Linked DNA regions of Mus musculus: region 2 is linked to region 1. Evidence: chromatin loops called from intact Hi-C (ENCODE). Cell type or tissue: heart. All regions are shown on one strand. Links, peaks and the distances in the headings refer to the core of each region. The heading gives the core; the rest is flanking DNA.

Evidence for each region. Peaks named below come from ENCODE experiments on the same cell type or tissue, not always from the same donor. Only the 100,000 strongest peaks of a DNase experiment are listed, where the experiment ranks them.
Region 2: it touches region 1 in a loop (3-fold over the local background); 5 of 42 quality-filtered maps call a loop at or near these places.

What each region holds. Positions count from the first base shown.
Region 1 is chr15:27,919,088-27,927,374 of GRCm38, reverse strand. Trio (triple functional domain (PTPRF interacting)) reads left to right here. Exons shown (of 57, transcript NM_001081302.1): 2 at 8,084-8,158. Among named protein-coding and RNA genes, the nearest start is that of Gm29975, 72 kb to the left of the region's middle. In heart, for the core only: a CTCF peak has its summit at 3,539; DNase peaks (open chromatin) are centred at 1,264 and 3,584; H3K4me3 peaks cover 1,553 bases; H3K27ac peaks cover 2,371 bases.
Region 2 is chr15:27,997,996-28,006,282 of GRCm38, reverse strand. All of the region lies in intron 1 of Trio (triple functional domain (PTPRF interacting)), which reads left to right. Among named protein-coding and RNA genes, the nearest start is that of Gm29975, 7.1 kb to the right of the region's middle. In heart, for the core only: no CTCF peak of the experiment used is centred there; a DNase peak (open chromatin) is centred at 4,752; H3K27ac peaks cover 362 bases.

The sequences.
Region 1 (8,287 bases), core at 1,102-6,101:
CCATGTTCCGGGTCTTGCCTTGGTCGTCTGGGGTTTATTTCCATGCCAGCGACGATGCAGTGCTTGGGTGGGAACGGGTGGTAGTTAAGATTGTCCAGCTAATCACAGCCTCCCCACCTCAGATCAGTAACAGCAGCGCGTGCCCAGATGCGCACCTGTCAGACGGACCCGCCTGGGAGTGGAGTCGAGGCTGTTCTCTGCTCTCGTGCATGTTTTGTTCTCTATTCGACGATAAGCGTCTTCAAACAGGGACTGTGCAGGTTGGGGAATCCCCAGGGCTTAGCAGATCAGTGTGTGTAAAAGTTCTGTCTGAACACGAGCGCCAAGTGAACCAAACAGCTCGAGGCTCCATCGGGGAACTGGCTACTACAAAGTTCTGCCACATTCTTGGATCTCATTAAAGATACGCCCTTCTAGTGAGTTTCATGTTGGAATTAAATCCATGAAGCCTTTACCTCATTGACACATTTAAGGGTCCGTGACTTACTGGAGTGTATTTGTAACAGACAGACCTACAATATCCTAATTTTGCTGAATATTTAGCAACTTTGGTTTATGTATAAACAAGATAATGATTTAAGTATTGTTTAGATGTAACTCGTGGCCACTCAAATTAATTGATTACTTATTAAGACTCTCAGCCTTGAGTAGTAAAAGCAGAGGCTGACAAGATAGGCAGGGCCCCTGAAGCCCGGGGAAGTCCCCTGCAGGAAGGAAGTCCCCAGCCACAACCCAGGTCACAGGGGCTGAATTGACAGTTTACATGTTAGAGAAGCTAGAAGTCTTGTTGGTGGTTCGAGGATAGCCAGACCTACAAAGAGAGACCCTGTCTCGAACTACAAGCAAGCAAAAGAAGTGGGCAGGAGCCAACGTAGGGGTCAGGGACACTGGTGTGGCGATCAACTATAATAATCCGTAAGATTTACTAATGTGTAAGGTAATAAGATTTGGAGCTTAAATCCAAACCGGTGCTCATTGCTGGGATCAAGTCCTTTGTCCCGTGGCATCTGAAGTCTCAGAAGCCTTGGTTCTCCTTATTTGTTTCCTGTCTTTCCTAGTAATGGTCACCAACAGGCAGGCGGACACGACCGAAGCAAGCCTGTTGGCCACACCTCGCACTCACAGAAGTTTAAGTTGTGTTCCGTTCCTGTTGCAGAAAACATATGGCAGAAACCCCGAGATTCGTTCTGTCAGCTGTTCCACTTGAGCCCTCTGGGACTCGGGGACTTGGGACACATATGTGCTGACATGTAAAACAAAGAAGTTCTGTCTGGAGTTGTGTGGAGTTGACGTAGCTTCGTTCCCTCAAGCCCAGGCTGGTCACAAAGTCTCATGACTAAAGCATTTCCTTGCAACTGTTTTTGGGTGAACCCTGCTAACTGCAGAGAAGCAGGCCTCTGATGCCTGCACACTTCCTGCTCCTGCTCCCCCCCCCCCCCTCTCTGCAGTGAAAGTGCAGAAATGAGCCTCCTCCTAAGCATTCTCCCTTCGTATGCTCCACCCTTCCTTCCTTCATCAGAGGTGAGACCAACAGTGATTAGGGCAGAAAATAATGTTTTAATTACATTGCAACAACCCCAAAGTAAAACCTTTTCCTATCTTAAACTACAAATGAAGGACTCGTCGTTAAGTACACGAGACAGCAAGAGAACCAGTCACTTTTAGTGCCTGGCCATTGTGAGCAGGTTGGCAACTTTAGAATATGGTTAGTTCTGTGTTTTTGTGAACTGTACTCAGGAGCCCAGTTGTAGACTGGTGGTGAGGTTTGCCAGCTGCAAAGGGTGTTGTTTTCCTAGGGTTAAATGGCTGCTTGGGGTTTTCTGCCGTGCTCCCCATACGGTGGGACACAGTGCCCAGTGACTGTGACCAGTATTTAGGTCATTTCCAGGATGTGGCAAAGGCTTGAGTGCTACAGGCGCTGAGTGGGTTATGTATCCAGTATTAGGGTTCCCAGTGTGTGCAGTGTGCACACGTATTTCTGGGAACAGGAATGATGGGAGTGGGTTTTTGGTGATGCGTGTAGGAGTTCAAAGGGTCAGAAGTTGAGCGTCTGTCTGGTTGGGATTCTTTCATTTTCGCCTGGGGAGAGAATAAGTATTGGCAAGCGAGCGAGGCTGCACAGGAGGCAGATGTCACATCTGAAGGATTATGTCATGTCAGGGAGTGTGTGTCTTACGGGAAGGCATCAAGAAGCCACAGAGGGGCATCGTGGAAAACTTATGGAGAGCAGTAGAAGGAGGTGTGAGCTAGAAGCCGATTTCAAGGCGAGTGGTGGGGTCAGAAGGACTACTGACCACTGATTAGGAGGCTGCAGATACAGCAAGGCCACCTGCGGGAATTCCACGGTGGGGTGGAAGGCAAGGGGAGCCAGGCGAGGCTATTTAAATGAATGAAATGCTTGATGTGATAATGGATCAGGATTTCTCTTAACAATCAATCTTGGTTGGGCTGGTATCCATTCACATAGCTCAGGGATCGAGTTTTATCGCTCTGGGTCAATTCCCCGGGCTCTTCTGCAAAGCAGTCTGTGGATCAGGTTGGCTTTACTGAACCATGTGTGCATGTATGCATAAGTGAGAGGCACATATGTAATTAGGGTGGCGTCTGCTGTCAGGCTTTATAGCACACATGCACACAGAGAGACACAGAGAAAGAGACAGACAGACAGACAGAGGCACAGGGAGATGGGGGGGGGGGGGACAGGTTGCCCATGTGATTTATTTTGAATCACTTAGTCAGAGAAATGCAATTTCTCTGTTTGCTTCTTTGTTGGTCTGGGATCAGAAGATTAAGGGTGCCCTTGGCCATATTTCCTTTTTATTTTATGAAACTAGAAGAAGCTGGAACCCCTTTTATAATAATAACCACTATATAATAATAGCCGTTATACAATATAATGCCTTTGGACAACTGGCCTATTATATATTATGAATTAACTTCCAATGTACCATTAATGCATAGTTAAAACATCAACAAAGTCTACTGATTTCTTCGTTCGTTTAAGGCATTTGTAATACTCTTAACAAGCCTTTCATCCTTTGGCAGTTCAGCTTGTCCTGTATACTTTGTGGGTAAGAAATGAAAAGCCAGAGCTATATGTTGACGTTTCCTTGAGTCAGTAAAGCTTGTGCTCTTCTTAACTGTGTGCTGTTATAGGCTGTCACTAATAAGACAGGATGAGTTAGCCAATCAGGTGGTTATTACTAAACATTAGAATCCGCTTTGTCGTTATTTCCATGTGGTGGTTTGTGGACACATCTACATTCCCGGTGCATGTGATTCATCCTCGTGTCCAATCTGGGGTCATATAATTTTGTAAAAAATGACATAAGCATCAGTTGATTGTGCTTGCATTTTTTTATATCTTAGTAAGCATTCTGGTGAAAATGTAACCTTTGTTCTCTAACATTCTTCCATAATTAAATGCATTCACAGAAGATTCCGATCCATTAAAACACTTCCTTCCTGTGACACTGGCGTGAGCTTTACACGGCCACCCCACCCCCACCACACACACCTCGCTAGCACTGCCTCCCTGCAGTGGAGCAGCATCCTGCAGGCTCTGCGCTGGAGCGGCTTGCTCAGACAGGGTGACGTCACCCTCTCTGCCGGCAGTGCGAGGGCGGGGCCACCGCACAGATGTGGAGTTTTATCTCCTGCCCTTTGTGTTCCGGAGCTCTGCCAATTACCTAATGAGTAAAATTCGGTAATTACCACCAAGGCTCGTCAGTAAGAGCAGCTACCAGCTTACTATTTAACATTTTTGCTGTGGTTGCTTTAGAACGCTGCCTTAGTTATTAGTCTTACTTGTAGCATAACCTGTGCTTCCGTCAGCCATGCTTCAGTCTTTCCCACAGGCGATTTTTCGGTTTAATAAATGTAAGGTGGGGGTAGCTGACAGGCTCTGAGACCTACGAGGTGGCTGGGAAGCAGTCTGTGGGTGACTGACAGACAATTCAGAACAAGGCACACGGGCAACTTTATCAGGAGCTCTATCTGTGGAGGAATAATAGGGCTCTTAAATACCATGTTTTCCTAAAAGAAAAAAAAATTAAGTCAGCGAATGATTATGTGAAATTCAAAATGATTAAAATCTGCTAGAGGTCCTGAGTGGATTACCAAAAGAAGCTGTTTTAGTTTTAAACTTACTCTTTTTAACACACACACACACACACACACACACACACACACACACACACACATATATATGTATGTATATGTATATATGTATATATTGTATATGAGTACACTGTAACTGTCTTCAGACACACCAGAAGAGGGCATCGGATCCCATTACAGATGGTTGTTGTGGTTGCTGGGAATTGAACTCAGGACCTGGAAGAACAGTCAGTGCTCTTAACCACTGAGCCATCTTCCCAGCACCAAAAATCTTACCCTTACCTCAGATAATTAGCTTCATCTTAGGTCTTTGTGCACATGTACACGGAAAGTGCTATTGGGTCAACGAGCTGAGTGATGAGTGAGCGCTCACACAACCTGGAGATGTCCCGTGGTGCGGCTCCTCCTGGGAGCAACCAAGATGGAGGGCTGCTGCTCCTTTATTGTTGGTTGATGTTAAAAATGGAAGGCCACCGTGGTGGTCAGTGAGCTCTGTGGCTTGCTGGGAACGGTTCTGTTGGAGTGGCACCGCAGCCCTGACACAGAGTCTGATGACCAAAAGGGCACAGTTGATCTGACCACTGCGCTGTTGGGTTGTTGACATTCCAGCTCCCCCCACCCCCATTCACCCAAAAGATTTCCCATTGTCAGAGACAACTGTGGGATCTCTCCTCCTGGAGCAAAGAGGGTAATTTTCCCTCTTACAGCTGTAATCATGGTGTGACTGAAGGCTAAATACCCAGAGCTGATCTTTTACAGACTGAAATAGAAAGTCCTGGAGGACACTGGGCGAGCGGCGGCGGGGGTGGGGGTGGGGGACGACGGACAGGGACGCAGACTCTGGTAGTTTGTTCCTTTTCACCCGGTACTCAGAGGTTTGGATACTCGCACCTACTTCCGTCTAAAGCGAGTTCCCCGAGTGAGAGGAAGATGGAGGCTATCCATTTGCTGCATGGTTGGCAGCTTCTGAAACAGGAGACATTCGGTGGCGTGGTCTTAGTATTTATCCCAGGCTTACTGCTCCTGGCCAGATAGCATTGTAAACATGTAACACGATCCACTCTGTTGTTTAACATCAGGGTTGAGCTGTCTTAGATGAAACTATTAAGATATTTAATTTACGTATGCACATTTAGAGAAGGGGAAGGAGGGAAGGGGAGAGTGGACTTGAAGCCAGAACTTCCCAGAGCTCTCTTTACACAGTCATCCCTCTGCTAACCAAGGCCTAACTGCAAATGCCCTCTCATGAGCATCCTCAGCACACACATTGTAGGCCTGACCCAGAAAGTAGTGCTTGTCAATCACTCCTTCCCTGGGACCCATCGTGCCCCACAGTAGTGGTTCATGAAAGCCTACACCAGCTTCCTTACCTTTCTGCTCACATTATTGTAGGTTTTATGTAACTTAAACGTTCAGAAAATGGGCACAGCTAAATGCCCCTGATCTTGGTGGTTGCCTTCCTTGCCTGCTGCCCACCTTTTGCCCACCCTCTTCTAACCTCACCAACTTCTCTGTGCGGTCCTTGTCCATCCGCAGACCCTCTTGGTCATAGAAGTAAAAGTGTGGCTACTCCTTGGTCTCTGGGACAGAGATATGGTGAAGAATCTCAGAGGGATCTCTTCTAACTGAGTTTGTAGTGGGTGACCTCCTGTAATCCCAGCAAGAAGAAATGCCTCCAGGAGAAGACCATTGAACCCAGAACCTAAAGCCTTTTAATTCACGAGCCAAGGAAGTCTTAGGTATCTGGCCTTTCTGTACTGTAGTCCAGAACCCATGGAGTATAGCAAAAAGCTGTTTATTTTTAATTTCTAAGAAAAATTATTTTTAAACAGCTGCACACTCTGACTTCATAAGTATTCTCTAGGGCATAGACAAGAACCTGGGTGAACATTGGCTTGTTGGACGTGTCTGTTCGCGACCCTGAACAGTAGAAAAGGATTTCTCTTGTCAGACATCTTTAGGTTTGACCTATAGCTGCAGGTCACTCCATTCTCACTGGGATCCCCCAGCTTATGAGCCTTCTCATCATCTGCATTGGCTACAGGCTGTCACCAGCCTGACGCCACTGCCTTAGCTGTACCGCCATCTTTACCACGAGCGGTACTGAATTAAAGTGGTACTGAGTTACCTCGATGGATGGGGAGCTGCTGAGATTAGCTTGAATTTATTCAAGAGCTCTGGAGGCACTGGGGTGAAATTGTAGCCCTCTGGCTCGGGTATCTGCCATCTAGAAACCAGAACTGCTTCTCAGTCTGGTGGGTTGCCAGCACACAGCCATGGCGGTTCACACAGAAAAGTTGGTGCACTAGAAAGTGAAGTGGCCTGGTGACCTGAAGACCTGAGCTCTGGCTCAAGTCTGTTATTCCCTGGCTGGGTCATGCCAGAAGTCCTCTCAGGGCTTTGGTCCTTGCTGCCTGCCTCTGCCTCAGGAATGCTGGGATTAAAGGTGGCTATTGCCACCTGCCTGGCTCAGATGCTTGATTTTTTTTTTTTTTTTTTTTTTTTAGAAGGGCCACAGGGAACTTGTGTTTCATGTATGAGGCTTGGGAAAAGCTGGAAGCTTGGGCCACTGACTCTGATACTTAGTCTGAGGACTCTTTCTCCCAGATTTCTCCTCTCGGTTTCACATACCACAGTGCAGTCCTGAGCATGTAATCTAGTTTGGCCTTACACTGGGCTCTGTCCTCTCCACCAGCCAGAATAAAGTTAGAGCAGTGAATTCAACATCATGCGCTTCTCCAAGTGCACATCCCCGGATTTGATTGAATTCGGGTGCCTTGACCTAAGGGCCCTCCTGTGTTAGCTTCCTCGTTGCTGGGATTACAGTTGTGTGACAGCGTGCCCGCCTGGTGAGAGACTGTCTATCAGAATATGAGAACTGGGCCAGTGAGCACACTAGAACTCCACTTATTTAATACTCTTTACTTAGACCACATCTTTTACCAGTTGTGAACATGAAAAATAATGTTTCAGATCTTTTCCTTGTACTATTTGACAAAAATGGAAGGAAAAAAAAAAAAAAACCAGGCCTGGGGGAGCTGTCTTGTGTTTCTCTGAGAGTATGTTAGTGATGGCAGATGCAGCTCTGGTTGTAATGGGCATTCAGCCCTAGAATGGTGACCTCCCTTAGAGTATCCTAAGGCATGAGCACGAGGGAGAAAATCTTTCTCCCACGTTCCTAGGTGGGTGCTCTCCTGGTGGGCGGGCTGGGCATATTTAGGCCGCAGCTCACTCTACTTACGCATTGGCTTGTCCTAAGTTGTAGGCAGTATTCTGGCCTCTCGTAAAATTGAAAATTGTTCCCTGGCTTTCTAAGATTTTCTGTTCTTCAGTCCATGGCCTTGGCCACCTCGGAAATTGGAGTGGCAACAGGCTAGCTTAGTCATTGATGCTCTTCTTCGGGGTATAACCCAAAAAGCTTAGAAGGAGCGAGCCAGGAGGGAGCACTGGCCAGTGTGGGCTGTGCATAAGCCCCTCTGTGTGCCAGGCAAGTACTGCTATTAACCAGGCTGAGGAGACTAAGAGTAGGCATCGAGCTCCCTCTAGAGGCTTTGCTGGGCTACAACAAGCAGACTTTTCCAAAAAAAAAAAAAAAAAAAAAAAAAAAAAGCTGCCAATGCCAATGCTGCAGCCTTCTCTGGCAGTTACCTAAATTCCACAAGGTTAAAAGGAAGATTTGGCAAATGATTGGAACTGATTACATATTGTGTCTTCCGGGGACAAGCTACTATGGCTAGCATGGCTTAGAGTCTTCAGGGGCACTGTCTCTGGGCATGTGTAATGACCATTATTCAGCACTAAAATAGAAGAAAATGCTGGGGACAGTCTCGTGTGTTCACACAGGGACAGACAGGTTCCCTAATTGATTCATTGGCTATGATGACAGTTGACGTTTGGCACTGGGTAACATGGGCCTTACCTGTCAGTCAGGCAGCCTGGTGACGCTTTTCTCTCTGTCTTTCAGGGTTTCGGAAAAATGATGAAATGAAAGCTATGGATGTTTTGCCAATTCTGAAGGAAAAAGTCGCCTATCTTTCAGGTAAAGTCTGACTTTCTAACCTGCTCTACTTGACAGCGGAGTTTGATTATAAAGTCCCTCGCCTATGAAAGCATCGACATTTGATGGACCTTTAAAATCCTTTATTCGTGAAAAATTAATGCCCAAGGC
Region 2 (8,287 bases), core at 2,101-7,100, 78 kb before region 1:
CTCAACGTGGACCACCTTTTAATTTAGTTAGTTAATTTATTATTAACATTACTGTTTTTGAGTCATGGTCTTACTGTGTAGCCAATTCACAATGAAGCACAAGATGGTCTCCAACTCTCAGTGATCTGCCTGCCTCTGCCTCACCGAGGACTGGGAATAAAGGTGTGCACCACCACACCCCACACGTCTTTGAAAGTAGGACATTCTCGAATGGAGCCGAGTAATTTTTAAAATGTACCTTGTTTTTAATTGTGTGTGCGTGCATGTGTGCGTGTGTGCGTGTGCTGAAGCCTGAGGAGCCCAGAAGAGGGTGTTGGGTCCTTAACTGGAGTTGCTAGTGCCATGAGTGGCCTAATGTGGGTGCTAGGAACTGAACTTGGGTCCTCAACAGTAGTGTGCTCTCAACTGCCGAGCCCTCTCTCTGATCTGGGTCCGAGTATTTGTAACATAAAATTAATTTTATGCTTGTTATAGAACTATTCACCTTTCCTTATGGTTGATTTCAGGAGTACCGTGTTTAATTTTTGTAGACCAGCCAGCTGCCTTTGCGTTACTGGTGTATTGCGTTCCAGTGTTGTATACATGTGTGCCTATCCTCCTGTTCCTCTCACCCCTTTGACTGATGCTCACTTTGGTGGTGGGTGCCATGGTTTTGCTGTGTTTGCAGATTGAAATGCTAAATTCATGCCACTACTGTGAGTATTGATCTTTGCTCCAGGGATAATGTATTGAAGTAGAAACAAGTTGGAAATGTCACCAAGAAACACAAGTCTGTCTGGAAGACATCCTAGGGCAGGCTTTGTCCGTAGGTTGGGGGAAGAGTCATTCTAGAGGGAGCGCTCCACAGCTTCCCATCCTTGAATGATGCTCAGCCCCCAAGGCCCGAAGGCCGCCCCGCTGGCATGCGTGCTCTGCAGCCCGTGTCCCCAGAGATCTCCTCAGAGTAGAACGCCACCACTGCTGTTTGATCTTTGCCATTTAGCTGTGTTATTTGAGATGAATGTATGGATTAACTTTCCTGGCCTTTGCTTTGGGCTGAATTGGAGAGAGCTTTAGATACCTGGGCTTGCTTGTGTTCCCCTCTTCTATGATAATCTCAGGGCATTGTGTCTGCCTAATTTGTTTGTTTCTCCTTTTTGATGAAAATTCCCCCATTTTTATTTTTACACTAGCTTAATTTTCTGTTTCTGTGATAAGACACCTTGAACAAATGCAGCTAAGGATGGAAAGGGTTCATTTCAGCTTACCACATCTTGGTCACAGTCCATCCCAAAAGGAAGTCAGGGCAGAAACTCAAAGCATAAATCTGGAGGCAGGAGCTGATGTGGAGGCCATAGAGGGGCATTGCTTACTGGCTTGTTCTCCATGGGTTGCTCATCCTGCTTTCTTACAGCACCCAGGACCACCTGCCCAGGGGCGGCACTGCCCATAGTCAGCACTCCCACATCTGTCATTAGTCAAGAAAATGCTGCCTCAGGCTTGCCCACGACCAGCCTGGTGGGGGTCCTTTCTCAGTTGAGGTTTCATCTTCCCCAGTGACTCTAGCTCATATCAGGCTGACGGAAAACTAGCTGGTACTTGTACTGTAACCTTCTTCCTGCTGATTTTTTTTTTTTAACTGCTCAAGAGTTGTTTTTTTAAGACCTCTTTCCCTTTCAGTGAGTCTATCTGTGTCTTTTCCCCATGGAGTCCAGATTTTACTCACAGTGACTCAATGAATAGTGTGTTTGAAACGTGAGAACCTTGGGTTGGCTTGTGACTTTGCCACTGAGTCTTAGAAAAGAAAGTTGCCTTGTCTTATAAATTCTATACATTGGTTTCTCTTGTGGGCAATTATCAAGCCTTTGACATTCTTTTTATTACGCTGGAGTGTTCGCCTTAGTCTCATAAAACACGTGGTGGAATGCAGTGTAACTGGTTTGTTGTAATTCCAAGCAGTAGTAGGTAAGGAAAAGGTTTCCAAGTGTAATTGTAATTTCTTTTATTGGATTTATCCTGACTTTATTTATTTACTTATTTACTAATTTATTAGAAAGACCACCTACTAGTAGATTCAAATCTACCTTTGGAACTTTGAAAGCTATGGCTTTTTTTTTTTTTTGGTTTTTCAAGACAGGGTTTCTCTGTTTAGCCCTGCCTGTCCTGGAACTCACTTTGTAGACCAGGCTGGCCTCGAACCCAGAAATCTGCCTACCTCAGCTTCCCAAGTGCTGGGATTAAAGGTGTGCGCCACCACACCCGACTTGAAAGCTATGGCATTTTAGAATTAACTTGAAAATATCTGTAAGTTGGTGATATTTGGGTAGTATAGTAATGCAGAAATGAAGACTAGGCTCTGGTAATTAAAGCACTTAAGGAAGGGTTTATTATTCAGAGCTGAAGGTGGACAGTGTTCACAAAGCAGGAAGCTGTTTTGAGAATCAGGGCTTCAGGGATGTAACAGAAAATAGACAGTGCTTCTGAACTGGACGGCGAGACTGGGGCACTTAGGTACCTTAGGGACGATCTGTGGAGCTCACTTGTAGGCTAGGAGTGAGTATTCCAGATGTTAGACAGACAGATGGACTTTCTGTCTTTGCAACACGCCCTGGAAGGCTTTTGTTTTGTTCTGTTTCATATGAGATGTGGAGAAGTTGAGAACACTGGTGCGTTGCAGTGTTTATCATAGAGAATATCCGGCTTCGCTCGCGTCCGCGTCCATTCGCGTAGATTATGAGGAGACGCTTTGGGTTTTGCATGCAAGTTTCCAGTTATTTTGATTTTCTTCTTTAACTTTGCACCATTATCCTTTGATTTAGTTACTGATTAAAGTCTTTGATGATCATTTATTTAAGGCACCTAGTGAGCACAGAGTATGTGCTAAATAATCAATAAAACAAAGACATCTAGTAAAGTTGGTTTTCGGCCCTTGAAATAAAATGCCTTATTGTGTGTATGTGTGTAGGTAGAAAACTATATTTTAAATTTTTAGTTATTTTTTATGTATATGAGTGGTTTGCCTACACAAATGTTTGTGTATCACATACATGTCTGGTGCCTGTGGAGGCCAGAAGAGGACATCCAATAACCAGTTTGTATTTAGCAAAAATTATATACATAGCAAATTACCACAGTGTTGTTAAAAAAAACAACAAAATACTGCTATTATAAAGTGATCAGTAACATTACAAGGAAAGCTTGTTGGTGTTGCCTCTGTTGCTATTGCTTGGGCAATTTTTAGACCTGAGCTTCTCTCATTAAAAGATTCGGGAGTGAGATGAGGAGGGGGTAGGAGAGAGAAAACAAGGGGCCACCATTAGGTTTTGAATAAATGTGTAACCAAGTAGCACCCAAACATTTTTTAAAAAAGATTAAAACAGTATGAAATGAAAAACTCAGAAGTAGCACTGCCAGGACAAATCTAGCTTCCTGCTTTAAACTGAGCTAAATTACAAAGTCACTAAATTCACTGTCATACCCAGTGACAGGGACCCTGTTGTCTTGGACACAAAGGCTCCTGTCTTCTGAGTGACAGTCACCCTCAAGTGGCAGTTGACCAGTATGCAAAATGAAGCCCTTTCTATTGCAGAACTGGATTAATGGAGTGGGGCACTTAACAATGGCTGATTAAGCTACAACACAGCCAGGCAAAACCCAAAACCCGCTTGTGGTTGCAGTAAGGGGAGTCACAGTGTCAGTGTTGTGACTGCGCACTGCGTTCCCACTAGCAAAGCCTCTTTAAAGGCCATTGGGTTCAGTTAGGCTGCTGGAACTCAGAGCAGGGCAGCAGGAGTGGTAAGATTTCCTTCTAGAGGCTAGATACATCTTGTGAGAGCAAGTATGGATTTGCAGATCATATCAGTGTACAGAATTGAGGCAGGCGTTGCACTCGTGATACTTCTGCAGGGACCAAGAGTGGACTCCAGAAGAGCTGATCTCCATAGGATCTGTGGAGATGTAGGTGGGATGGAGAGTCACTGGAGCCTGCATTGTGGGGTGCAGTGAGCCTCTCGAAGAGCTTCCAGGCTATATCCAAACTTTGCAAGGAACACACACACACACACACACACACACACACACACACACACTCCTCCCTAGTTACCTTAGACCCTTAGCTTGGTGATATTTTCAGCTAGTTATTCACTAATAAAAATCACCATTAGAAGGAAAAATCATGTCTCTTGAAGGCTGTTAGGAGAATCATTGTATTGGAGGATGACAGGTAATGCTCCAACATCACCCATTGATACTCATATTTCACTCTGGCTTCCTGTGTGCTTATTATCAACCGACCTAGAAGTTGTGAGGCTTTGTTTGGTTCCACATATAAGTCAGAATTGCCTGTGTCTGACTTGTTCTCCAGGGCTGGTGGGTTTAAGGAGAGGCCCTGACATTTGTGTGTCTTGGTTGTGCTGTTAAAATACAGTAAAGTGCCGGGCAGTGGTGGCACACACCTTTAAATCCCAGCACTTGGGAGGCAGAGGCAGGCAGATTTCTGAGTTTGAGGCCAGCCTGGTCTACAGAGTGAGTTCCAGGACAGCCAGGGCTACACAGAGAAACCCTGTCTCGAAAAAGAACAACAACAACAACACAAACAAAACAAAACAAAACTGGTGGAGGTGGGTTATTAGTTCCCAAGTTGAGTTCGTGCACAGTAGTTCCTAAACTTTTGGCACCTGACTTAATAGATTCTTGGTTACTGCAGTGAAACTGGGAATTTAGCTAATCCCGGAGGGAGCTGGCAACATTGCCTCCCTCTCCCATAGAGGAAGGCTGTGAGGGGAGGGGCTGGCAGGCCCATAAATAGCTGCTCAACCTTGTTTCCTTTTCCTGTTTGTCTGTGAAGGTCTACTTTGCACCAGTCACCTTTAGCATACTTTGTGGTAATAAAAGATGGATGAACAGCTCTGAACTCTCTCAGAATGCTGGCTGTTTAGATCGGTTAGGCGACAGCACACTTGGATGCAGATTCAACAGAGCTTAGGGTCCTCCTGTTAAGAACTTGTCCTTAAAAAAGAGCCTGTTCATTCTGAAGGGAGCAGTCACAGAGCAGAAGGAAGCGGCACACCTGTATCTCCAGGTTCTTGGGAGGCAGATGTGGGAGAGGAGCTAGCCAGCAGGTGATGACTAAGTTGGATAATAAAGTGACACTCAGAGTCAGAGCTGTCCTTGTCATGAGAACTAAGCATTCAAACAGATGCAGCATCTGGAGTAGGTGCTTCCATTATGAAGGACAGAGAAGGAAGTATACCTGTATTTTACGAATTTCTAATGGAATCCAGCCTTTCAACTGCCTAGCTGACACAGAACTTTCAGTAGCGTCTCTGACTAGCCATCCGTGGGTATCATGGTATTTTCCAAACTATGCTAGCTGTCGCACATCTCAGAACCTAAGCTCGTTTGTTACTTGAGAAATGTAGCACTTAATAAACTAACAGAGCTTTTTATTTCACTAATGAAACATTACATCGCTTTAAAATCTTCTGATTATTTTTGAAGATGTAATTGGGCCCCTCTTTAACGTTCTCTGTTTGGTACTTGCTCAGTATTCTGAGAAATGATCTCAGTTTTATTGCACTGAGTCTAGCTGGATGCAGATCCTGTCAGACTGCGCTCTAGGATGATATCACAGCCTTTTCTCAATGGTTATGAGGATCAACTATTGTATAGGAGGAGGTTTCCATTTTCTTCCTGGTTTTCCACCTTTTACCTAGAACTCTGCCCTTTTCTGTATTCCATACTTTGTCTTTCAACATCTTAGAGTAGGTCCCTTTTTTGTTTGCCTTTTGGATAAATTCTACATTCTCTGGAGGTTGAGATTCTAGATGTAACTTGGCATATGAGCTCAGCTGTTCAAGTTATAATCCTGTGTTTCTGAAGTTGAGGATGTAGAAGACTCAGGCCAATGCCCACTGTTACCTAGCTGAGCATTTTAAATAGTCTGTTTTATCATGTAGATAATTACATGATTGTTTGGATATGCCTATAAGTAATAATGTAGCCCACCTCTGGTTTAGTATATTGAAAGTCTATTTATTATGACTCAGCCAAATATTTTAGAGTTATAAAAATATATAGGATGTGTAGACTACAGTCCTGGTTGAAGAGTCACCCCTTATGGTAGAAAAACATTGTGCTCAGTTCACAAGATGTCACATCAGGGTCTTTGGGTCAGAAATATTGACTTCTGAAGATCACAGATAAAGGATTTGGGAACAAGAATCAAGCATGATTTTCATTTACAAATACTTCATGGGCTAAGAATACAGCTTAGTGGTAGACTTGTACTTGGCATGCAGGAAGCCCTGGATTCAGTCTCCAGCAGTGCAAAAACCCTCCCATCCCCCACTCCAAAAAACCAAAGTGAATTCACTACAAAATGGGAATTAAAAGTCCCTGTCTGTGATTTACAGACTTTAAAATTTAGAAACATCGAACTTTTCAAGACTAACCTTTACACGTTTCCAAGCAAATGAGAATCAAACATTTTATTTCTTTTTTAAAAAAATTTTTATTGAGCAGAGCTATTTGAAAAATTGGGTTTAGCTTCTATGGGTCATTAAAGTGTGTGTGTGGAGAGGGCGTGTTTCAAATGCCAGTTATCTGTTTGCACAGCAGGCCCTTTTACCAGTGGAATGTCTCCCTGTCCCTGCCATTGAAGATTTTATACACTTGACAGAATTGATGTTACATATGTTCATGTTAGAAAGGAAACAGCAGAGCTTAAGTTTAGTGTTTGTAAGGGTCTGTTTAGAGCAGCAGAGATAGCCAGGTCATATGCCTGGGTGCTCGCATTATTCTGGTACTTGTGTTGAAAACAGATTAATAATTAATATTCCAATTCAGTGTTTGAAAAAAAATACTTTTGTAAATAATCTTGCACAATTAGGTAATTCTTTTCTTTCAGTGGCTTATATTTCACATGCTCAGTGCCTTCAAAATTCAAAGGACACATTTAACATTTTTTGTAGTGATTGGAAGTTGAGCAGATACTATGGAAAATCCCTTGGTTTTTGAGACAGTCTCACCCTGTAGCTCTGGCTGGCCAGGCACTCTCATAAGCCAGATGGCCAGATCTAAATACATAGATATCTACCTGCCTCTGCCTTCTCTTGCATGGGACCTTGTATGGCCATGCCAGGAGGAAATCCCTTCTTTAGGGAAAGTGTCCAACACAGCCCCTAGTGCCTGGTGTTTCTACACGTCTGCTGTCATCTGACCTGAAACATCTGTCCACATGAGGTCTGAGTGGTCCCGTGCTGGAGCCTCTGTCCTATAGCCTGGGAGAGCACCAGGTGGGAAACTGAAAAAGGAAGAAGAAAAGTAAAAGCAGGTGTGTGTCCTGGAAGGGGCTCTAACGGGCTGCCTGACTAATGGCTTTGCACTCCAGGGGGGCTGAGCAAAGGCCACTCACTCCCATCTCCTGCTGGGAATCGAGAGCCAGCTTCTCTCCCGGCTGCTGCTTTAGGAGGATCTCTTCCTATTAGTTGCTGAGAGCTTGTCTGCTTGAAGGGGCTGCGGAGCATACTCATGCAACCCTGAGACTTGTCTGAAATACCCATCGGCCGGCCCACAATTACAGAAACAAACAAGTTTCTAAATTCCACTGTAACAACTTGGCTCAGTTTCTAATCTGCCTTTGTCAACATGGTCTGACTTTTCTATCTCATTTTATTTAGTATTATAAATCACTGTGTCTGCATGGGTGAGTGGCCGTGTGTGTGTGTGTGTGTGTGTGTGTGTGTGTGTATGTGTATGTGATGTGACCGTTTGTATAAATACGTAATGTACATGAGCTAAGGTCCTCGTACTTTTGCAGCAGCAGTCTACCTAAAATTAAGCCATCCTTTTTAGCCCCCTTTTGTCTATTTGACAGCCACACTGCTAAATGATTTTCCAAGTTCATGGAATAATTCTTTTCCCACTTAAGAAAAGAAAAAAGCCATTCTCCCTCACAGTGCCGCACCTCAGGCAAGGGTTCATTCGGCCTTACTGCTTTAGGTTTGCCAAACAAAAGCCGTGGAGTCGGATATGAGACGTGAGGACCACACAGGAAGGGCTCAGATCAAAGGGGAGGTCATTCCTAGGTGATGGTTTTCAGCCGGAGAATGAAGACTGGAAAGGAGAAGAAAATGAATGACGTTCCGGTTTGCTGACCTGATGATTGCTGAGGTCAGGTTGTTAGTCCTGTGTGCTGGCCTTGTGCTGAGACTGCCCCCTGCCTCCATATGTGGAGTGGTTAGAAAGATCCGTGCTGCTGGGTGTTGGAAAGGTGACAGGTGTTGCTGTCTGGCACTGATATTTGCTC